3 separate regions of the Mus musculus genome follow, and regions 2 and 3 are each linked to region 1. Evidence: chromatin loops called from intact Hi-C (ENCODE). Cell type or tissue: heart. All regions are shown on one strand. Region 1 overlaps Farp1 (FERM, RhoGEF (Arhgef) and pleckstrin domain protein 1 (chondrocyte-derived)). Region 2 overlaps Farp1 (FERM, RhoGEF (Arhgef) and pleckstrin domain protein 1 (chondrocyte-derived)). Region 3 overlaps Farp1 (FERM, RhoGEF (Arhgef) and pleckstrin domain protein 1 (chondrocyte-derived)).

What was found. Hi-C counts contacts between places; a loop is a spot of excess contacts. Peaks named below come from ENCODE experiments on the same cell type or tissue, not always from the same donor. Only the 100,000 strongest peaks of a DNase experiment are listed, where the experiment ranks them.
Region 2: a loop joins it to region 1, with 1.9 times the contacts of the local background. A loop is called at or near these places in 2 of 42 quality-filtered maps.
Region 3: it touches region 1 in a loop (2.1-fold over the local background); 4 of 42 quality-filtered maps call a loop at or near these places.

Annotation. Positions count from the first base shown.
Region 1 is chr14:121,119,707-121,127,706 of GRCm38, reverse strand. All of the region lies in intron 2 of Farp1 (FERM, RhoGEF (Arhgef) and pleckstrin domain protein 1 (chondrocyte-derived)), which reads right to left. Among named protein-coding and RNA genes, the nearest start is that of Farp1, 88 kb to the right of the region's middle. In heart, no CTCF peak of the experiment used is centred here; DNase peaks (open chromatin) are centred at 3,106 and 5,816; H3K27ac peaks cover 375 bases.
Region 2 is chr14:121,172,361-121,180,360 of GRCm38, reverse strand. The region is part of intron 2 of Farp1 (FERM, RhoGEF (Arhgef) and pleckstrin domain protein 1 (chondrocyte-derived)); the gene reads right to left. Among named protein-coding and RNA genes, the nearest start is that of B930095G15Rik, 72 kb to the left of the region's middle. In heart, no CTCF peak of the experiment used is centred here; DNase peaks (open chromatin) are centred at 4,820 and 7,490; H3K27ac peaks cover 423 bases.
Region 3 is chr14:121,048,630-121,056,629 of GRCm38, reverse strand. The region is part of intron 1 of Farp1 (FERM, RhoGEF (Arhgef) and pleckstrin domain protein 1 (chondrocyte-derived)); the gene reads right to left. Among named protein-coding and RNA genes, the nearest start is that of Farp1, 17 kb to the right of the region's middle. In heart, no CTCF peak of the experiment used is centred here; a DNase peak (open chromatin) is centred at 3,399; H3K4me3 peaks cover 841 bases; H3K27ac peaks cover 3,173 bases.

The sequences.
Region 1 (8,000 bases):
AAAAAGTAAGCACTGCCTTTCATTGATATCCTGAGGCCTGAAGCCAGATCTTGTGCAAAGGCCTGGAACCTCTGATGGTTGGGAGGCTGAGGCAAGACTCTCCCTAAATCAAGGCCTGCCTGGGCAGCTTAGTGAGATGCTGTCTCAAACTAAAAAGTTTAAGAGTGTTTGCGTGGAAGGAGTGCTGGAGTGTTGCTCTGTGGTCATGCACAAGACCCCGAGTCCAATCTCCAGCACCTCAGAAAATAGGAAATAAGAGCATTGAAGGACTGCTGTAAACGTTGCGTCGTACCTAACACATAATCCCTTCGTTACGAACCAGATGCACGCAGTGGTCTCCACGACTGTTCTATCAAACGGGATGATCTCTGAGCATGTGAGTCACTTTTTGGTGGGTGAGCTGGCAGAATGGGAGAGAGACCGAGTTCTTAAGAAGGAATCCAAGAGCCTATTGGGACCTGTTGTGCTTAGAGACAGAACAGCCTTGTTTATTCCAACTACAGGTTCCAAAACCTGGAGAGAGAGAGGGAGTTAGGACATACTGTTTTACCCTCTCTATCCTATCTCTGCGGCAACACTCAGTGTCCCGCTAAGGGACAGAGTTATCAGATCCAGGCATCAAGGGAATCCTGGTGAGAAGAGAAGGATGAGAATGGCTAGGCTCATGTGTTATCACCAAAACCGTGCCGGTCTGCTGTTCCCAGCAAGCCACAGTTCTGACCAAACACTGTCAACCAAGAGGAGCTGCCCAAAGCCACCTTTTACAGGCAAGCAGCATCCATGAGCACATTATGTATGTGCTGTTGCTTGATGGTATTTTCAACACCATCTTTATACAGTGTGTTCACTGGTAGCAAATCCTTCCACCTCGCAGTTAAGCACACGAGCATGTATACACTTGAGAGCGCGCTTCCCGATGAAAACTTGTGAATTAAGAGAAAATCCAAAATAATAAGCTTCTACCATGAGAAGAAATATAAATTGTATATTCTCTCAGCACTTCCTCCACTCCTTCGGAAATGTTTTGAGCGCTAACAGATTATAAGCATCTTCATTCATAACAATGGCTCTAATTTGCATCTTCTGCTTACACACGAGTACTTCTGATGTTATGTGAACAGCATCCTTCCATCAGCCTCTCCAAACAGACTGTGCTTGGCCCCACTCCCAAGGAGTTGGATTCTAGTGGTTTGGGGTGGAGTCCAAGGGTTTGCATTTCTTTCTAACCAGCTCTCAGGTGACTTTCTGAACAGGCCAACTATGAACACATCCATAGAAGAAGAAATCCATGTGGCGGATTTTCCTCACAGCCCACAATGGACAATGCCTCCATTCTATTCGTGGTGGCTGCCATCTCCAATTGACTCTAAAGATGTGGAGTTTCATAGTCCCAGCAGATATCAGACTAGCTACTATGAACAAGTTTAGTACCAAAATCTACTAACAATATGGGACGGGGGAGGGCAGATAACATATCTTCTAATGATATTATATATATAAAACATGTTGTTTTTAGGGGTGCTGGGTACCTCATGCATACCAGGCAAGTACCTGACCACAGTGCTACACTCCAAGCCTAGGCATAATCATATAATAATGTTTTCAACTACTGTTGAAAGCAAAGGTCCAACTCGGCAGGATAAGGTCTACAGAGGCACTGCTGGGAATTGCAGAGATTCTCATTATATGGGGGAAACTATTGAAAAAAATCTTCAGACCAGCAGCCCCAAGGTGCTAAGGGCTTAGGGAGAAGCAGAGAAGCTGTGAAGGAGAGGGAACACTGGAGCAAGAAGGTCCAAGAGGAAGCCCCGCCCACAAATTACAATCACCAACCAACAGGAGCAAGAAGACCAAAGTGGAAGCCCCTCCCACAAACTCCAATCACACAAGAGCAAGAAGATCCAAAATGAAGACCCGCCCACAAACTCAAATCTCCAGCCACAAGAGCAAGAAGGCCCAAGCAGAAGCACTGCCCACAAACCAGCCATGACTGCTCTCCGCTTCTTTCCAGGAATCACAAAGACAGGCTTTCTCAGCTCATTATGCCATGCTGGCAAATCCCAAAGGTGCAGAGCTAGATGACCTCAGCTTTAAAGCACCCCAGGCCCCAAGCACCAAGTCCTCCTCCTCCAGGGGGTGAGAGCAAAATGGCCGGCTCAAGTTAGCATTCGTTCCATGCCCAGGTTTCTACACAGAAAAGGATGAGCTCCTCCTGAAGTCCTGCAGTCCTAGAAGTCTCTTCTTCGCCTGGTCATAGACTTCTTTGTGTCTAGCATCACCCCAAAATTCAGAATATCAAACTGGACACCAGGTCTTTGGAGCTCTGATTTGCCCTGAATACAACTGCTTGTGTACCATGCTGCTATGTGCAGTTGTTAGGCCCCCCCTCTCCCAAGACAAATGAGGGGAAACAGCCCCACCTTCAAGGCGACCTTCTGTTTTAAGAGAAAAACAGGTAAAGTCTACCTCTGTCAAAAAACCAGGACCACACACAAACACACACACACACACACACACACACACACACACACACACACACGCACGCACGCGTGCGCGCGCGCACAGGGAAACCCTGTGTGCTCCCTAAACTAGAAGTGGCTCCCCAAGAACTGGTAGACAATGGGTGCAGCTACCACAGGAAGGCATGAGGAAGGGTCCAAGGGGTGGGATGCCAGGGACCAGGGCCCTAAAGCTGACTGCTGAGAGACCTCAAGCTTGGCCATCTCTTTCTGTTCAGAAAGGAGACAAAGTCTCTCAACCCCAACACACAAATCTGAACAGGAGAGCCAGCCCCCATCCCACACACCCCCACTCCCACCCCCACAACCCCAAGAAACAAACTCGTGTTCTGACTTCTCCCTCCCCGGAGTCACATTCCTCTGGAATCCCACACAGCCTGAGTCTCACCCATCGCATGCAACTAAAATTACAACTTCTTGTTATTTTGAAGGAAGACTGCCAAGTAATTAGGACTCACATTTTTAAAACAGAGGATCAAGTAAGTATGGCTACACACTCATACTTCCCTTACTCTGCGAATTGCAAAAAGGACACGTGTTATCAGACACGCTCCTCTGTTGGGCCTGTTTCAGCCACTCCACCCTTGTCCGCCCATCCCCCAAAGAAGTCTCCCTAGGGCGGTGTAACAGCATCCAGTAGGGTAACTGGACTTGAAGAACAAGCAGACACACAGAAGGGGTCCTCCCTTGTTTCAGTCAGAACCAGCCTGGAAATGGGTGCTGGATGTAGGAGGTTAGCCCCAGGTGCTGGGAAGTCTACTGTGTAAGAAGGGGAGAGCATGCATGAGCTTGCTTCAGCCCGAGAGCAGAGATGGTGCTGGTGTGAAGAGAGGCTGTGAAGAAAGGCAATGAGGGGTCAGTGGTGCCTGGAAGAAGCCGGTGGTGGACAATAGTTACTCGCTCTGTGTGTGCAGGTGCATGTGTGCATGCGTAGATCTATAGGCCAGAGGACAACCTCAAGTGCTGTTTCACCTTAAAAACAACAACAACAAACAAACAAAGGACCCAGGGCAGGAGAGATGGCTCAGCAGTTAAAGATACGCACCGATCTTCTGGGGCCCCTCAGTTTGCGGCTCAGTTCCCAGCACCCACACGGTGACTTACAAGTCACTGCCCATGAGTCAGTGCCAGAGGATCTAACATCCTCATCTGACCTCTACACACACACAGGTACAGATGTGCTATACATGCATACATGCAGGCAAAGCATCCATGCACATAAGATACATCAAAAAGAAAAACTTAATAGAACTGATTTTTATTACATTACTTTCTGTGTGAGGTGTGTGACGTGCATGTGTGTGCACAAGCACATATTTTTTGTTGTTGCCTTGTACTTTAGGGGATTCAGTCTTCTTCCCCTCCATGGGTTTCAAGGACTGAACATGGATCTTGAAGCTTGGTTGCAAGCCCCTCTCCCTGCTGTGACATCCATCTCACTGGCTCAGCCTTATTCTTTGAGACTGGACCTCACACTAGCCTGGAACTCACAGATTAAGCTGGACTGGCTTGCCAGAGCCCCAGGGGGGGTCTGTCTGTCTCCACCTCCCCTGAACGGTATGGCAAGAACAGACCAGCACTCAGGGCTTTCCAGAGTGGGTTCTGGGAACCAAACTCAGATTCTCATGCTGGCACTATGGCATTACAGACACTGACTGAGCTATCTAGGCCCCCGTACTCATTACTAAACCAAAACTCATTCCCATCTTCAGCTCCACCCCTCTCCGTCTGCTCCCCCCCCCTCCCCCCCCCCGTGCTGCTGTGGCTTGCTAGCGACTCATGGGACCCGTAAGACAAGGTAAATGTAAGGGCTCAAATCCCACCCAATTCTGCAACTTCCCAGCCAAGTGCTTCACTGACATGAAAAGGGGCATTTATGGCAAATTTAGTAGTAATTATTATAGCTATAAGCTGATCAGCACTCACCACCAACAACAACTTACTACCCCATTCCTCCACCCACCCCACTCCCCCCCCACTCCACTATCCTACCCCTCCCCCTCCACCCCCAACTACACGTCCTAACTAAACCCTGTGTGGGGTGTTTGGGGAGGAACAGTTCAATTAGGCTCAACCCACAGGGGCCTCTCACAGGCAAAGCACTAAACGAATGACTGCATACTATAGCTTTTCCTTATAGCCAAGAAATTTCCTATAGGGCCCCAAGGCTGTGTAAATAGATCCTGCTTCTGCCTCCTGGGTGCTGAGATTAAAGGTGTGTGCCCTCACACTTGGCTTTAATACATCTTCTACATTAGCTCCCAGCCACTCTATTTCTGCCCTGATGCCTGTGTATCTAACTTACTGGCTCTGAGGCTGAGCCAACTGAAGAGGAGGGCCCACCCACCTCACAAGTCTCAGAAACACCTTCAGTGTTTACATGCCTTCCTTCCCAGGAACTTCAAACTATTCCTTTCTAGTTCCCTGTCTTCTCTCAGACTCCCAATGAGTAGTACTCTGTTGATAAAAGCATTAATGTGTATATAATTCCCCTCGAGGGGAGTGTTAGTACATGTTACCCTTTGTGGGATTCACTTTCCATTGTCTAGGTCTTCTCGTGAATTCTTTTTAACGTTTTTACACAGTGTGTGTGTGTGTGTGTGTGTGTGTGTGTGTGTGTCTTGGGACAGCACCATGATGTCTGTGGAAATTAAAAGATGACTTGTGGGCTAACAAGATGGCTCAGCAGTTAAAGATGCTTATCACCAAGCCTGATGCCTGAGTTCAATTCCTGCGGTAAGAACGGACTTCCCACAAGCTGACCTCTGACCTCCACCTAATAGATACTGCTCACATACACAATAATTAAGAAAGACGGCCTGTGGGAGTGGGTTCTCTCCTCCACCATGTGTGTCCCAGGGACAGAACTCAGGCCGTCTGGCTGCACAGCCAGAACGCTACTCACTGAGCCATACCGGTAACCAGTCCTTAATGCACCATCTCCCACACAGTCTCACAGCATCCGTCTCATCAGACACGCACCTCTCTGGCTAAATTCATTCCTAATTATCTGTTTCAACTTTGAAATTTCTCACATCTGTACGATCATCCCAAGTATGCATGACAACTGATTTTTATTTATTTCCTTTAGGCACTTTTGCAAATTATTTTTGCTTCCTAAACGATGGAAAAGATTTCTTTTTTTTTTTAGGTATGTAAATAGCTTTGAAAATACAAATAATTTGGTCTTTGCATTTCTTATTAAGGAAGTCAAACCCTTGGCGTTAACAGTGACTGTCAGCTCACTGGAGAATGGTCATAAAGCTGGCTGGCTTTCGTGAGATGGCTTTAGTGGTTCACTGTCCAGTTGAGCATCTGCTGCTGCTGGACTTTGGCCATTAGTCTTCATCCTGTTTAAGTCACTTCCATCTGCTCTTGTTTGCTCTTTTTGGCATGGCCAAAAACATTAAGCTTTTTAAAATTAACTACTGTCTCCCACACAGACACTTAATTTACTTTATCATTCTGATCTGAAAGCTCCCCTGACTTCCTTCTGTACCTTCCCTGCACTCATGGATCGGTCTTCTTCATGTGTTTTCAAAACATGCTCCTTATCTGTAGTTTGGGGGAAGGAGCATTCCTTTTGGTTTTGTTTCTCAGACAGAGACTTGCTATATAGTCCAGGCTGGCTTTGAACTCACAATCCTCCTATGTCTGGCTCCTGAATACTGGCTCACAAGCATGGACTCAAACTTCCTAGTATTTTACTAACATTGTGGCTCCTAAATTCGTCAGGAGATCTTCCATGCCCATGGCATCGATTGAGTTTGTGGTTATATTATGCTCATAATAATATAGAAAATATCTGTTCTCTAAAGATTGCCTATAAAACTATACAGGCTCTTGAGCAAATGAATGTGGGTGAACTCACCCTAGAGAAATGAAAGGATTAGCTGATAAGAATTTATATACATGGCTGTTTTGTGCTGGCATGAAAACCTGGAAATATCTCAAATGTCTATCAACAGAAAATAAATTGAATAAATTATGGCTTCTCTAAACTATGAGTTACTATGTAGCTATTAACGAGAATTAGATTGCTATCTAGGGATCTGGAAAGATGTCTATAATATGTTGGTAATGAAAAGAATCCACAGAGACATGCACACATTTACATGCATGGGCTGCGCAGTCTGATACAGAGAATGTCCATTCTGCTGTGGGAAGGGAGAGTATTGTATTTGAAGGAAGAAATTTTTCCAAAAGAATGGCATGAACATACATCAAATTCTTACAATAATTACCTCAGAATGATGGAACTACAAATAGCTTCTCCTTTCCATAATTAAGAGTCTCGAATGAGGGGGCTGGAGAGACAGCTCAGAGATTAAAGGTACTGGCTGCTCTTCCAGAGGACCTGGGTTCGATTCCCAGCACCTACCTAACAGCTCACAACTGGCTGTAACTCCTGTTCCAGGGGATCTGACACCCTCACACAGACATACATACAGTCAAAACACCAATGCACATTAAATAAATAAACAAAATTTTTAAAGAAGGGTGTTACTGAATCATATTTAAAAGTCAGTGCAGTAGAAGGTCTGTGTCTCTTAAAAACAAAACAAAACCTGATTTTAAGAGCGTGAGGGTGGTAAGCAACAAGCAATCACGCCCTCACAGCTGACTTTCCCTCCTCTAGAGTGAACCCCCTTTTTCTTACACCAGTGTGTCCTCTAAGGATCTGGTCTTTCTGGTCAAGAATGCCTAGAGACCTCCATCTATCCCTGTGTTTTTTTTCTCTCTATGGTCAAGTCTCTTCCCTTTCTGGTTTAATACCCACACATAGCCTCTTACTTTACCAAGGTACTGCTCCTGGTTCCACCCACAGTTTCTAAGAACTGATTCTAGTCTAAGCACCAAGGAGAAGCAGGGAGGTGAGAGGAACTAGTGGGTAATGTTCACTGAGCACTGATGCCCTGCTGAGGAAATCCAGCTGCAGGACTCAGCCAGGATGCTGGTACCAAGGCAGGCTTGAAGGATGAAAACCAAAGTCTTATATCCCGCTTCTCCCGAGCGGGGAAAGAGATCCTCACCAGAAGGCAGATGATTTACACACGGCTAGAAAAGAACAGCTCATTTCCCCGAAATGATCACCTTCTACTTGTTGCAGGGGAAACATGAGAACTTTCCAAAACTCCCTGAGCCACATGGGCTGCTCTGCTGGGGAGAAACGGCGGAGCGGGCCCACAGTGCAAAGCACTGGCACACGCAGTTCCTCCGTTTCTTTGGACACAAGACGTCAGCATCCCAGATGATTCCGCAGGTAGCAGTAATTTTTAGAGTTGAAAAAAAATGTTAAAATACCTCTTAAAAACTCAAAATGTCAGGTTGGAGAGATGCTCAGTGGTTAAGGGTGCTTGCTGATCCTCCAGAGGACTTGAGTTCAGTTCCCAGCCACACATGTTTACAGACGGTAAATAACAGTCTGTAAAGCCAGGTCCAGGGGATCTGAAGTCCATGGCCTCCAGGGGAATTGTATTC
Region 2 (8,000 bases), 53 kb before region 1:
AGGGAGGGGAGGACCGGGAGAGGGTGGAAGAGGAGGGTGAAGGAAAATCTGAATGAAGCCTGTTACTATATACAGACAACAACAAAACAAATCCCAACTCCAAGTCCTAAGGGTTCCATCCTCAAACATTTGTCTCCAAACCAGAATGAGCATAAGCAATGACCTCACCCCATATAACCCTTCCTGGAGGTCTTCCACCCTTTCCATGAGCCCCAAAACAACATTCAAAGTACAATATTAACAGCTTTACTGGAGAACACTCTATGCTCTGTAAAGTGCAATCACTGGATATACACAATTATTTTTTGAAAGTAGTTCAAGCACCCCCCACCCCCTCCCACCTCCTCCCACCCTCCCCCACCTCCCCATCCCCCCACCCCCCCGAGGCCAGGTGCAAAGATATTTGTTGGCCCTGGGCCATTCTGAACATACTACTATTCCCTCCTGAGGCCCAGATAACTACCTGTCTGCCTTTGGCCTCTACATCTCAGGGGTTTCTAAGAATACTTCCTACTAAAACAGCCAACCAACAGGACTCGTTCACATCTGATTCCCTTAAAAGTGTTATTACCTTGTGTTTTAGAATCCCATACAAGAGTGCAGTGCTTATATCATATCCTTCAATTTCTCCATCCCTTTCTCTGCTCCCACATGCCCAGTGACTCCCCACTCTTTTTCAAATTCAAGACCTTTGAGCCAGGCGTGGTGGTGCACACCTTTAATCCCAGCACTAGGGAGGCAGAGGCAGGTGGATTTCTGAGTTCGAGGCCAGCCTGGTCTACAAAGTGAGTCCAGGACAGCCAGGACTGCACAGAGAAACCCTGTCTCAAAAAACCAAAAAAAAAAAAAAAATCAAGACCTTTAAAAAAAATAACTTACATACAGTATACCTATGTATATACAGATATGACCAGCTGGGTCCCTTTAGTGTTGCTCATATGTGCATATGTGTAAGGCAGAGCACTATGCCTGGATAACCTATCTGGAGGTCCATGCCCACAGAAGACTAATACTCACTCTCTCAGCAGCCACTGATCGTAGCCTTTTACCTAGGGTTGGCATCTTCCCTCATGGGTACTGGCATGTCAACTAGTGTTGTCTTTACATAGGCCTCATTTGGGCAACCATCTCGTTGAGATCTCAAAGCTTCTCTCCCTTACCGTGCTTCTGAGGGTTCGGGACACTGAGCAGGTCCAACCCATATAAACATATAAACATCACTGTGAATCCCCTTTACAACCCGAGGCCCTGTTCCCCACAAAGCACAGTCAGGAAGACTCTCCCAGGACCCACCCACCGCCACCTACAAGTTAGAAGAATCCAGATCCCAACTCTGTTCCTGGGACCAAGGATCTTCACACTGGGGCTTGCCTCGCACCTGGTTCTGTCCTGAGACAGATACCAGTCATGCCCAGAAAAATAGCTACAGAGATCTGCCCACCTGCCCGGGCTGCTCTCCCTGGCCAAGGGGTAATATCACCTCGACCCCATCCCCTCAAGTATCCCTTAACTGACAACTGGATTTCATTTTCTCGGTGATGGAATCTAAGCCTCTCCAGCTTGCCTCTCCTCTGCACGTTCACTATGCTCCAGGGAAAAATTCTCTAACATGGAGGCTGTGGGTGTGTTCATGGATGGAGGGATATGGTAACTAGCACTCAGAAGACTGATCACCATCAGGAAGGGCTACCATGGCGCTCATCTGTGCCACACAGGGTGCCTTGCCCTCGGAGGGAGGACTGCTGACCGTCTTTGTCTTTCAGATCCTCAATGCTTCAGGACCGAGGATGGCAAAAGAGATAGGAGATGAAACAAAGGGGAAGATGAAGGAATGAGTGAGATTCGGATCCTCCCACAGTGGCAGCTTCATCCCACACCTAGGTACAGGCCATGGCATCTCCAATGGTGAAGGCTAATTCCTCTTCTTGTCCTCATTAGACTTAATCATGGCTTTCTAGTCAAGGAGAGTAACAGTCACATGGCTGTCGGGATTTTTCTGCCAAGGTGTGGCGTTTGACTCAGAGAAAGTGACTCTCTACTTCCTTCCTCACTACAGGGGAGGTAAGGAAGGTTGGGGGGTGGGTCTGCGTAAAGGGTCAAACTTAAGGTGTTTCTACAACAAGTCCTCCTTAAAAGCAATCCAGCAGTAAGTAAAAGGAATTGCCTGTGAATATTAATGGCCATAGCCCTGCAGATCTGTCTGGTTTGTAAAATCCGGTCACTCTAATTAATGAGGTTGCTCCAGGCTTCCTCTCTCTACCCTGCCCCCTGCTTGGAGGACGGCCTTCCTTTGTGCTTTGTAGAGAGGTCTGGGCCACATGCAGCCAACTGCGTGAGTGCGTGTGTACCTGGGAATAAACAAACAATAAAAACATCTGTTTCTTTTTTTATATCTTTCTGTGTGTGCTCATGCTTGTCTGTGTGGCAGGCACAGTGCATGAGTGTGTCACGGAGTGCTTGTGGAGAACAGAGGATGACCTCCGGGTCCATGCTGCCCACACCACACCAGCGGGCCACACCCACGTGCTTCTGAGATCTCTTCTGTTGCCTCCTCTCATCTTAGAGAAGGAACATGGAGACCGCAGATGGGCGCATGCCCAGGGATCCAAACCCAGTCTTTGTGCTTACAAAGCAGCGAGAGCTTCACCCACTGAGAGATCTCCAAGGCCCAACACCTGCTCTTCAGGAGCAATTATTATCCCTGTACGTGTCACTGCTGGGCTTGCTTAAGGCAAGAGAGCTCCAGTCACCTTCTCTGGTTCCCCAGCTCCCTTAGGCTTTTGACCCTAGAGAGGTTAAATGATGGTTCATGTTTACCAACAATGTGGTAGGACCTCACTGTCAAAGACCAACAAATACCAGGAAAACACTAAAACAAGAGAGGAAAATGGGCCACATACTAACCTGCCTTGGAAACATACCACCTCACAATGAGATTGGGCTTTGGCCTAGGCCCACTGCGGCAACCTCGCCTCATGAAGCCATCACCTTCCTGCAGGTTCCATTAATACAGTAAATGGTGTTAGGATTGATGCACAAGGCAGAGAAAACCCTGCACGCCCAGCAGAGGAAAGGAAGTGCATTTAGGTGGTTGGAGCTACTACTGCCTACCCCAGCTCCCTCTAGCCTGGGGTCAGTGTCATCTCCATATTGCTGACTTCTGGGGTCTGTGGTTCTCGGTGGCCAACTGTGTTACACACTGTAGGGTCTTCCTACCAGATGTCACTAGAAGACCAAAATGGTTTCCAGGCGTTGCTAAGTATCCCCTCAGTGCAAGATGGCACCAAGGTGCAGACTACTGGTATACACACCAACTTCAGAACTGTGATCTCAGGTATGGGAAGACAGGTCAAGGGCTGTCACTTAGGAGGCACTAACAGACTCCCTACAACAGTAGCTTTCTAAGGTCATTGAACACAGAAGTCGGAAATACTAGTGCAAGACGACAGTATTGGCGTCTCTCCTCAGGACTTAAGTGATCAACAGTGCCTTTCAAAGAAATGGCGAAATGGGAAGTGCTTCAGCCTACTCTTCAGCTAAATGATAAGATTACTAAGGGATCTACCTGGAGAAGGGGCACTGAAGAATTCCAGAGTGTTCTCCATGTTTAGAACGCACGTGTATGCTCACAGACACAGTGCTGTCGAACAGGACACATCCTTAGAAGTCAACCTATTTGAAAAGCACCTGACACACACATCCTGTGTGCTACATAACAACAGGGTCCAAAGCACCTGCCTGCCTCCTTCCACTGCTTCCAGAGCAGCCATGAAAACTCAGTGTACGGACTCAACTCCTCCGTGACTGGAAAGGCAGTGGTTCCACGCCTTTGGTTCAGGACTCTGAGCAAATGCGGCCAGCAAACAACGCAGGGGCAAGCCTGATGCCATCCACAGGCTACAAAGCCAGCTGAGGCCAACAGCATAGCCAACCCTCCTCTCACCTCTAAGACCTAGTGTGGCAGGAAAGTAGGGAAGGAGGCAAGAGCAAGGTTGGTCCTAGATTGCATAACTGAAAACTTCTGAAGTCAAACTCGCAAGTGTATCACTGGAGCAAAGGCTTTCACGTAGTTCTTTCGGGTTCAGACCATTTTGTCAAAATGTTGTTCACCTTTAGCAGTTATTCTGCTACTCAGGATCATAACTCTGTGAGCAAGGCTCAAGGCTTCCGAGTCTTCAACAGACAAAGCCAGGGAAGAAAGAATTTGAATGTACAATGTCAAAGCTGTTACTTCAGTGAGAGGCCCCTCTTCTCACCCTCACCTGCTGGGCGCCATCTCTGAAATGGAGCCAGCTGGAGCATGCTTTCATGTTTCCTGGCTGGGGACCGACTTGCTCTCTGTGCCTGGCAGAGGTGCTGTGCAAACATGGAATTGAGAAGGGCTGCATTCAGCCGAGGTCAGTATTAATAGGATGTCTAAGGCAGAGAAAAATAGACACCAAAACTTATCACAATGACTACCTCTGCATGGCAGAACTTTTTTCCTCTTTCAAGTTTGTATGAGCTCAAAAGGTTTCCTTTCACAGGGAATGCAATGCTTTCTTTGCCAGAACTCAAACCAATTTAATAGCTTTATTTTTTAATAATCACTATTTCATCATGGGACTGCAATGCCCAGGGCTCTCTCAGTGTAAATCCTTCCCACCCTTCTGCCCCTCCAGGTAGAGGGCTCTCTGCAGCATGCCCCTGCATGTGCAGCGACACCACTTAGACTCTGCAGCTCTGCTCAGCTATGAGCCTGCAGAGCCCAGCTCACTTACGGATTACTTCCTGTTTCCACATTCGGTCAGGAAGCTTGCCGAAGCTCATCTACATCATTACCCGAGCCCATCTGATAGGACGACAAACGCTCCTTCCTGTTGCTCATGGCTCCCTCAATGCTGGGTACTGTGTTCAACTCTTCCTGTATAGTGCACAGGCTTCATAACCAAGGGATTTGTAAGAACATGGAGGAAGCGAGTGTCTGCGTGAAGGAGCGCAGTGTCAACTGCTGTAGTTGTCAATTAATGGCACAGGTTCCTTGCTGCCACCCCAATGTTCTGGGTTCCCAAATGAAAGACACACACACACACACACACACACACACACACGCACACACACAGGGGGGAGGGAGGGAGAGAGAGAGAGAGAGAGAGAGAGAGAGAGAGAGAGAGAGAGAGAAAGTGTCTTATATTGAAATATGCCTTAAACAGATCAATGGCTCGGCCACTTCCAAACCTCCACATAGCTGACGCCTGCCCTCCAATATTCCTGAGTTATTACTGACTAAAATCTGTATTCCATCTTTGCTACCCTAGACCCAGCAAGGGGTGGGATAGGGGTTTTGCTTGATTGAAGTGCTCTCTCTCCTGCACCTCTCAGGCCTGGTCTTTACTCCTTTCCCAGCATGGCAGCTCTACCTTCTTCTTCTTCCTCCATTCTTTGCCTGGGAATCCTAAAGTCTGTCTCTCTGCCCAACCATTGGCTAGCGGCAAGTCTATCTACCAACCAAAACCAACTGGGGGCAGGGACCCTCAGCATCTTACCTGCAGATTCTTGGGCAATTTTGGGAGAACACAATTAACATAATACGAGCGTTAGACCAAGATCCACAACAGTCAACACATAGTGTAAGCACAAACAAGGACTTCCTGTGTTCCTGGCAAGGGCTGGCAGACAGGGCACAGAGCAGCTGGAACACAGGAAAGACACCCTGGGTCCAACTGAAGGCTTGGTCCTCACCAAACCATACAAGCAGGTGCTGGAGAGAAACCACCCAGGGGGAGCCAGGCTCTGTGTGAGCAAGGAGCCACATCATCAGAACACACAGTAGAGGACACAGAGAGTGACACGGAGGCATGGGGCCCCAGGCAAGGCAAAGAAAAAGCCATGGCCTCTTCACTTTTCCCAGGTAAACCAGGGATAACCAGACTTCCCACTGTGCTACTTCAGTGGATTAAGTGCTTGACACGTGGGTGTGAGACAGAGTTCAGATCCCCAAAGCTGATCCCCATCCCATGCAGGGTGTGTGTGTGTGTGTATGTGTGCTTGTGGAAGTCCAGTGCTTGCTAGGCTGGGATGGGAGGCCACAGAGCAAGCTGGCTAGCTGTACTGGCAAGCTCTGGGTTCAGGTGAGAAACATTGCCTCAATCAATAAGACAGAAAGTGATAGGGGATGATAACTGACACCAGCCTAGGTAGGGCCTCCATAAGTGTGTATGGGCATGTATACTCTCTCTCACACACACACACATATATGTGAACATGGATATATACATGCATGCAGAACCCCCAAAATATTTTAATTAAAAAATTAAAATATTGTAGGAGGCTTAGTTAGAGAGAGAATGTTCACAAAATTCCTATCCCTAGTGTACATGATAGTGCTCAAAACCAAGAATCCTACCCAACCAGGACCACTCTGCTATCCTGTGTGGGGCTCAGGGCCTTCGCAAGCCTCGCACAGCCGTCCACGGCCCTGCACAGCCATCATGGGAAGTCTAAGCTGGTTTTCCTTGGTTAAGATATGCCTTGTGATTTATTAGCTGCCACTCCACTGTGCTCATCCATCAAGGCTGCAATGCACATTGGGTCTCAGGTGATGCAGAGGCGAGGGGCCTTTGTCATGGAGTACGGCAAGCTGAGTTCCATTCCTGAGGACCCAGATGTTGGAAAGAGAGGACATACTTACAAAGCTTGTCCTATGCCTTCCATATGCACCACGGCATGTCACCTGTCACCCCAAATAAATAAATGCAAAGAATTTTACATGTAAACTATTGGCCAGCTGGTTACAGGTTACTCTAGAAACCCACCCTGGTAGAGACCTACTACAACATAGAGAGTGATGGAAGACCATGCAGGGGCCCCCTGGAGGGGCAGAGTTTGGTGGCAGTGTGTGCCCAGCATGTGTGAGGCTTTGGGGTTCAGTCTCAGCTTTGCCACCACACTGTACACCCAAATTTAAACATCAATTACAATATTCTTGCTTATCTTGTTCTTTGGGATACTGAGTCTCACGAAGCCCAGGCTGGTCATGTGAGCTCCCTCTGAAAGGAAGGATGACCCTGAACTTACAGGTGAGTGCCACCAAGCAGGACCTAAAATAGCATTTAATATTCTCTTTCTTGGAGCTTGGTGACAGGATACAGAAGCCCTTTGAGAATTTGGGCAAAGGCAGGTGCCCCCTTTAGCTGTACACATTACCTCAATTTTGCTAAAATCCCAGAGAGTTCAGAAACACCACCCTCCATCTTCCTCCCCACTGTACCGGTAATACTTGAGAGAGAACCAGGAAGCTTTTCTTATGAAGCCATTTAAAATTAGAACAGCCTGACATGCTAAAATTATTGTATACAGCTGGTTGCAGCTGCAGTAAGTGTCTTTCTTTCCACCCCAGGTTGTTTCGAAATTCCAAACGACTAACTGGTCTGAGCAAAAGCCTGGGAAGAGCATGCATCCAGAACTCGGTCCAAAATGCCTGCTGTTTCACCAAATAATTAAGCCATGACTTCATCTCCATCACACACCTGCAGCATAATTGCTTCACAAAACCACGCACAGATGGCTGTTGAGAGCGGCAAGTCCACATAATGAAAGTCGGAGGGCGTTATTTGGACAAGGTTCTGGACCTGCAGAACTCCTGCCCCGGGCAAACATATCCACTAATTAACTGCGGTGGGTTTATTGTGCTGCAAGAGAGACTGGAAGACTGGATTTCAGTCCCTCCTCATAGGGAACCCGCAACAACCCGCAGGGCGACTGGCCAGTTCTCTAAATAATAAATGACACACCAGGGTCCTCATTCTGACTTGGACTCATAGGAGGGTGACAAATGGAGATTCATCTGCTGTCATTTAAAAGCCATCGTTTGAAAAATCATTTAAATCAGCATCATTTGAAGTCATTTAAATCACTTTGCTGCTGGGGGTGGGGTGGGGAAATGCTTTACAGTTTACAAGCACTTTAATGGAGCTCAGGAGCTCAGAAGGGAAGGCAGCAAGTGCTGTGTGTACGCTATG
Region 3 (8,000 bases), 71 kb after region 1:
ATACACAGACACACATATATACACACACATACACATGCACACACATACGACACACACACACCAAGCCCTGCTGGAACCCAACCTCCCAGCATGACATCTGGGCTTTGCAGTCACACCTCTAGGACATGGTTCCCTTTCTCCACTCTATCTTCAGACTGAGAATCCTGCCACCTTCCTTTCCCTCTCTGAATGTTGGGGTAGACTCGTGAGAAGCTGCTCACAGCTCCTGGAGGTGAGGTGCCAGCCCTCGCCTGCCCTTGTTCAAAGCAGCCAACGTGCTGGAGCGTATGGTGGCTTTGGGATCGGGTACCCTGTACAAGACAGGAGGCCAGAAGCACTTGTAGATGGTCAGTGGTTGTTTGCCAGGTCCTGCCTCCAATGTGACTGTCTATGAAAAGTATTTTTACTAAGCTGGATACAATTTGGCTTGGGGAAAGAAAACAAAAACCTGCAACAGACCCTCTGGCCCTGACCTTGCTTCTGGGGTGTCCCACCGCATTTTCAGAGTATCAAGGATATCGATGCCACTTTGTTCTTATCAGCTGACGATTCCACACAACAGACTTGTTAACATTAACAGGCATTTGCCTATCATTTAATGGTGTTGCTCTTTTACCTGCTCATACAAAGGAGAGAGAGGTTCTGAAGGCGGCTCTGTGGTAGGGAGGTTCTAAGCATCCATCCCCCAGCACATTAAACAGGCAAACAAAATCCCCCAAAACCAGAGGAATGGGGGAGGGGGTCTGAAAACTGTAAGCCTGAAGACCTGAGCTGCAACCCTAGCATACTGCAGCTGCAACCCTAGCATACTGCAGCTGCAACCCTAGCATACTGCAGCTGTAACCCTAGCACTGGGAAAGTGGAGACCAGGGCATCTCTGGGTCTTTCTCAACAGCGGGTCTAGCCAAACCGTGATCTCCACGTGGGGTCAGTGAGAAACCTGCTCCAAAGGAAAGTTAGAAAGTGATAGAGGAAGAAGACACCTGACAGTGACCTTCGGTCTCCACGTGCACAGACACACACACACACACAGTGTGTCTCACACAAACAAAAATGTCAAAGAAATGTATTCCAGAACATGAAGCAATTTCCTGAACATATTAGCCATAGGACAGCAAGGCCCAATGTAAAAATAGGTTGAGCAACCAATTTTGTTAACATCTGTACATGATCCACTTCTGGATAGATATTTCTGATGTTCTACATTTACTCTCTGTGTGTGTGTGTGTGTGTGTGTGTGTGTGTGTACACACATGCAACTGTGACGGTTTTCTCCTGAGCTATATTGCCAGTCCTAGAAGGATAGTTTTGAAAGATGGGTGAGTACCACAGTAAATGCTACTGGGCTTGTCCTCATGGGTAAGAATGGCAAAAGAATGGTAAGAATGCACGCTTGGGAAGACATGTCCTTTCTCAAGTCCACTCACCATGCGTATCTTTACTTTCATCAAACCTTTTCTCCATGGCACTATGAACACATTTTTTTCTTCTAAAAAATGTTTTATTTCCTTGGGACTGGGGTGATAATTCCACGGGTAAAAGTACTTGCCACACAAGTGTGTAGACCAGAGCTTAAACCCCACGATGCTCACAAAAGCAGACGCGTGGTATCTATAATCCCTGAGTTCCTACAGCAGACAGGAGGTGGGGACAGGAGAACCCTTGGAAGCTTGTGGACTAGCATGACATACACCATGTTAAAATCAAGAGACTCTCAAGGAGAAGGTGAAGACCAACACACAGGTTGTCACCTGACCTTCCACACACTCAGCAAACACACACACACACACACACACACACACACACACACAATGCATGCCAAATTATAGAACTGCAAAATTTTAAAGAAAAACTCTAAAACAAACCCCAACACTAACACTTTCAAGGATACCAAGTTTCTAGTACTTTTGAGACCCAGGGCAGCAAGGAAGCAATAATAGCGTCCTGCACTGGGGACAATTCTGACAAGCCCCTGGCCCAGATCATAGCTCTAGACTCCTTCCTCTCAGACAAATGGTCAGAGCGCAGAGAAAGGACATAAAACTGTTTGGTGGGAGCTTGTTTCCTATTAAACAAAAATCTAAGTTCTCTAAAAGAGCAATAAAGCTTTCAGAGAGTCCACAGCAGGAGGTCGGACACAAGCAGGCAGCCACAGATGTGATACTTTGTTGTTTAATCAAATACAAAGTACAAGTCTTAAACCTCCAGATTCATTCAAGGATAACCACATCTTTTCTTGTGCACATCTGCAGAAGGTATCCAGACGCCCCAATCTTTCCATCTAGAAAAAAAAGGGCTCCCAACTCCTCTCCCACAAATGAGTTCCAGAAACACTGCCCAGCGCCTGCCAGGCAGACACAGTCCAGGTGCTCAATGTGGCTCCAACAAACTCTTCTATCTGGCCAGCCAACTGGCACATGCATGCACACGCACATACATGCACACACATGCACACACTCGAACACACACGCACACACACTCACTGATTCCCTGAGCTCTCTGGCCCTCCTGCCTACCTATTAATTTCAATGTTCTGAAGGTGCCATTCCCTACCTGGGTACCTACTGGGGCTCCTGCAGCAGAATGACTCATGAAAGTAGCCCACAATCTGGCAATTTACTCTGAATTAAGCCAAAGACCATAATCATTGGTGTTTAGAGAGGTCACGCTAAGTTTAATTTCTAAGTTACTAATGTATGATATCATAGCACCAAACAAGCATTTTCTTCTTCTCGGTCTGAAAGGGGGTTTGTTTTTAAGCTCTCCCAGCCTGCAAGAGCATTGCTAAAGCACTCCTAACTTTGCCAGACACCAACCTGGCATCTGCCATTAAGAGAAACATGTCAGAAGCACGCACAGCACACAGACACACACATGGACAGACAGACAGACACACACACACACACACACACACACACACACACTGGGAAGGTTTAGAGCATGAATAAATGCAGATCTGCCGCCACCAGTAAGACACCACATCCAAGGCTTTCATGAACTGTGGCCAAGCAGCTAGGAGATCAGCTCAGGTCTGAGAGACTTGGGGTTCTTTTTCCTTCTAATGCACAAAAGGTAGTATACCATCTCCTAGAACACAGGGAAGATACACTTGCTGACACCTCTGAGAGAGCAGTCCCCATGCCCAAAGCTGCCCAGCCATACCCACTCCCACCCCCACCCACCGGCGGGCGAGCAGGCAGAGCCCACAAGAGCATTGGTCAGGCATGGCTCTGACCTAGGCAAGCTTTCACATTTAAGACTGCTGAAAAAACATTCCTGCTTGGACTCTTAACTTCAGAGAAGGCAGAACTCTTGACAGAAAGTGAAACCCAACCCCCACCCCACCACCAAAAGCTTCTGAGGGGAAAGAAGCCAAGGATAAAAGAGATGGGAGGGGCCAAGCCCTCCAGGGCCCTCAGCGCTTCTAAACTCACCCTGGGAATCTCTACAGGATAAATATCACAAAGCAAGCCACCCTCCCCATCACATGAACACAGCCAAATTCCTCTGAGTAAAGGTCAACAGGAAATGACCTGAAGAGACCTTTGACCTTAATCGTGTTGGTTTAAGGATTACTGAAGCAAGATTACTGGGGGAAAGAAAGCCACAAAACGTATGTAGACTAGATTATAACTGAAAAAGGAAACACTGTAAAAAAAATTAATTAAGGAGAGTGCAGGATGTTTATAATAAGGAGGTGGAGAGCAGATATGGGAACTAACTTCTGCTCCATTCCTCTGTGAACCTAAAGCTACTCATAAAAATAAAAAATAAAAAGAGACATCATCTATTTTTAAAACTTTAAGGAAAGAAGTTAAATAAGGCAGGCAGGAAGGAGAAAGCAGTCTGGGCTCAGAGCTCGGTGCGACTGTGCACCCTGCCTGATTACTTCATCTTTTTAATCATTTCACAGTGGCTTTATTGGTTTTGCATTTAAAAAGAAATAACTGAGTCTGGTGTGGTAACACACACCTGCAATCCCAGCAATTTAGGAAGCTGAGGCAGGAGGATGACAGAGTTGAGGCCAGCCCAGGCTACATAAGGAGACCCTATCTCGAACAACAGAGCCAGGTGTGGTGACACAAGGGTGTCATCTTACCGCTCAGCTCTGGATCTCATGTTCTTACTTAGGGAGACACAGTGTGACTTGGGAATTGCTATTCTGGATGTACCTGAGCCCCCGCTTCAGACTTAGGGATCACTCTCCACCTCAGAAGTCGGCACATCCCACTTCATGGATGGAAATTTTACACCCCTCAATTTCCAAGCCACACAGAGAATTCCTTGACCTAACCACCTGACGAAGACTCTACCCCTCCCCCAAGCATGCTTGAACAAGAGGAAGAAGGAGGAGAAGGAGGAGGAGGAGGAGGAGGAGGAGGAGGAGGAGAAGGAGGAGGAGCAGGAGGAGGAAGAGGAGGAGGAGGAGGAGCAGGAGGAGGAGAAGGAGGAGGAGCAGGAGGAGGAGAAGGAGGAGGAGGAGGAGGAGGAGGAGAAGGAGGAGCAGGAGGAGGAGGAGGAGGAGGAGCAGGAGGAGCAGGAGGAGGAGGAGCAGGAGGAGGAGGAGGAGAAGGAGAAGGAGGAGGAGCAGGAGGAGGAAGAGGAGGAGGAGGAGCAGGAGGAGGAGAAGGAGAAGGAGGAGGAACAGGAGGAGGAGAAGGAGGAGGAGGAGGAGGAGGAGGAGGAGGAGGGATGTCAGTTCCAATGGTACAGAGGGATAAGTTTGCAATACCATGCTCCCTCCATATGCAAAAGTATGTCATCACACTTGATGGCTCAGCCCAGCCCTCTAAGGTGAGATGAGGACCTCTCCAAGAAGCCCAAGTCTTCAAAATTTTTCAGTGGTTCCAGACCAGTAAAGGCTACATAGTGAAACCTTGTCTCAAAAACACAAAACAAACAAAATAAATACTAAAAAATAAAAATACTGATCACAAAGACGCCACAAGTTATTTAGAACCCGTGAGTCTTACTGCAGTGTACAGTATTAAATAGACTACTTTTTTTAGTACGGGTTAAAAACTGCCACTCAGAAATGAAAATTTTCTATCTCCACAGGACCACAGGGACATTCAGAGGGCTGAGTCAGCGTTTGAATCTGTGATCCCTCAGGTGTATGGAAGCCAGTTTCCATGATTGCACCCACTGGGTCTCACCTCTTGGCGCCACACTCTGTCACCTCCCATTGCATTGTGGCTGGCCCTATGACCAAGCACGCTGAGAAAATGGCAGTTTGGGTCTTCCAAGACTAGCTCACAAATGTCACAACAGTTCCTATCAGGGCTTTGCTCCACCACGAGCTCCTATCTACCACCTTGTGGTAATGACCACCCTGCCCATGGAGCCCCCTTGAGATTTGTTCCTTGGAAAGGGATCTTACAGTCCTAGCTGACATCTTTATTGCAAACATTTGAGTCAGAACTCAAGGCTGTCCAAAAGCCACGCCCAGATCCCAGAGTCCTAACCCACAAATACCACAGAGGGCTATTTACTACTGCTTTTACTGCTTTTTTTTTTTTTTTTTTTTTTTTTTTTTTGGGTTTTCGAGACAGGGTTTCTCTGTGTATCCCTGGCTGTCCTGGAACTCACTTTGTAGACCAGGCTGGCCTCGGACTCAGAAATCTGCCTGCCTCTGCCTCCCAAGTGCTGGGATTAAAGGCGTGCACCACCACTGTCCGGCTTTTTACTACTGCTTTCAACCCCTCAAAGTTGTCACAGGGCCATAAACAGTCCCCACAGCTCTGCCCCTCACAGCTCTGCCACCACAGCTCAGCTCCGCCCCCATGCCTCTTCTCCACAGCTACCCATCTTACAGCTTCTTGATAATTTGATTAGCACTGAAAATTTATGTAGGAGCTTACCAAGTCAGTCAAGAAAATTATCCTATACTCCCCTAAGCACCCTCAGGACTGACTTACATGTATTTCCTGCTGACAGAGATACAGTCTGGACTCTGCTTCTACATAGCTTTTAGGGCCCTCCATGCAACCACCAAGCAGCTGCTCCAAGAGGCTTCTCTGCTACACACACCAGGAAACTAAGGCATTGCTCCAGAGAAGCCCCTTTAAAACTTATTTCCTCTGTATTTTTGGTTTTAAAAATAACTGGGAGGTGGTGGTGCATGCCTTCAACCCCACCACTCAAGAGGCAGGGTGGTGCCCAGGGAGTGGCAATATTAGGAGGTGTGGCCCTGCTGGAGGAAGTGTATCACTATAGACGTGGGCTTTAAGACCCTCATCTTTGCTGCCTGGAAGCCAGTCTTCTAGCAGCCTTGAGATGACAAACTCAAGCTGTAGATGTAGAACTCTCAGCTCCTCCTGCACCACTCCTGCCTGGATGCTGCCATGCTCTCTCCTTGATGATACTGGATTGAACCTCTAAAACTGTAAGCCAACCCCAATTAGATATTGTCCTTATAAACATTATCTTGGCCATGGTGTCTGTTCACAGCAGTGAAAGCCTAAGTAAGACACAGATCTCTGTGAGTTTGAGGCAAGCATGGTCTACAGTGCTTCGCAAAGAAACCCTGTCTCAAAAAAAAAAAAAAAGAAAGAAAAAAACCTAACTAATAACCATCTTAGGATACTACTACACACCACTGAAAATGGCTTAAAAACAGCGCTGGCAGTACTAAATGCTGTCAAGGACTAGTAGATATTTGCTCATGAGACGTCAACACTAATGTTTGCATTCACGGTAGCTCTGCGTTTACAGGAAACACTCAGAACTGCCCCACTGGAAACAACCCAATGCCCTTCAGCAGGTGGATGGTCAGACACATCCTGCTGCTCCATGTCATGACACCAGAAATGACCACAAGAAAAGCGAAGCAAGCTTAGACCCTTACTAGACCTAGCAGTTTCTCCCAGACGCTATGCCAGTTCCGAGAGGCTCGTCTCAAAAAGCTGTGCTGTGACTTAGTGCAAGATATTCTGGAAATGACCAGAATACAGTGAATGGGAGATTAACCAACAGTTTGGGACAGCACTGTACACTTAATGAGACAAAAGTCACTCTGATAATATTAATTTAGAGAAGAGTCCCCATTAATTTTAAATATATATACTTTATATATGTATACATACTTCAATTTTTTAAAAAAGCCTCTATAACAGCAATATACTCTTAACCACTGAGCCATTGATGTAGCCCTTATATATATTTTTTGAAGTTTTTTTTTTTTTAAACTATGTCAGGGTTTCTATTCCTGCACAAACATCATGACCAAGAAGCAAGTTGGGGAAGAAAGGGTTTATTCAGCTTACACTTCCATACTGCTGTTCATCACCAAGGAAGTCAGGACTGGAACTCAAGCAGGTCAGGAAGCAGGAGCTGATGCAGAGGCCATGAAGGGATGTTCTTTACTAGCTTGCTTCCCCTGGCTTGCTCAGCCTGCTCTCTTATAGAACCAAGACTACCAGCCCAGAGATGGCACCACCCATAAGGGGCCTTTCCCCCTTGATCACTAATTGAGAAAATGCCTTACAGCTGGATCTCATGGAGGCATTTCCCCAACTGAAGCTCCTTATTCTGTGATAACTCCAGCTGTGTCAAGTTGACACAAAACTAGCCAGTATACTATATCATCCTAGCTAGCCTGGAAAACTGTATATAGACCAAACTAGCCTCAAACCCAGAGATCTTTCTGCCTATGCCTCCTAAGTGCTAAGACTAAAGGCATGCACCCACTATATACCCCACAATATATCCACTCTTTAAATCACCTGAGGGCTCTCTTGATTTTTCAAATCTTTTCTTTTTATAGTGCTGGTTTTACAAACCTTCATAGGCAAGTTATTCAAACCCATCATTTGTATCTCGGGACTCCATCATCTCCCTAACAATCACCGCTTGTCGTCTTATTCTAGAGGTAGGAGCTCTTATTGTATCATACCCCATGCATATTCCTCCTAAAGTGAGGCTGGTAAAGAGCCCAGATGCAGGAGCTGGGATGTAGACCACCTTGGGGTGTGTGCCTGGAATACATGAGACTCTGGGTT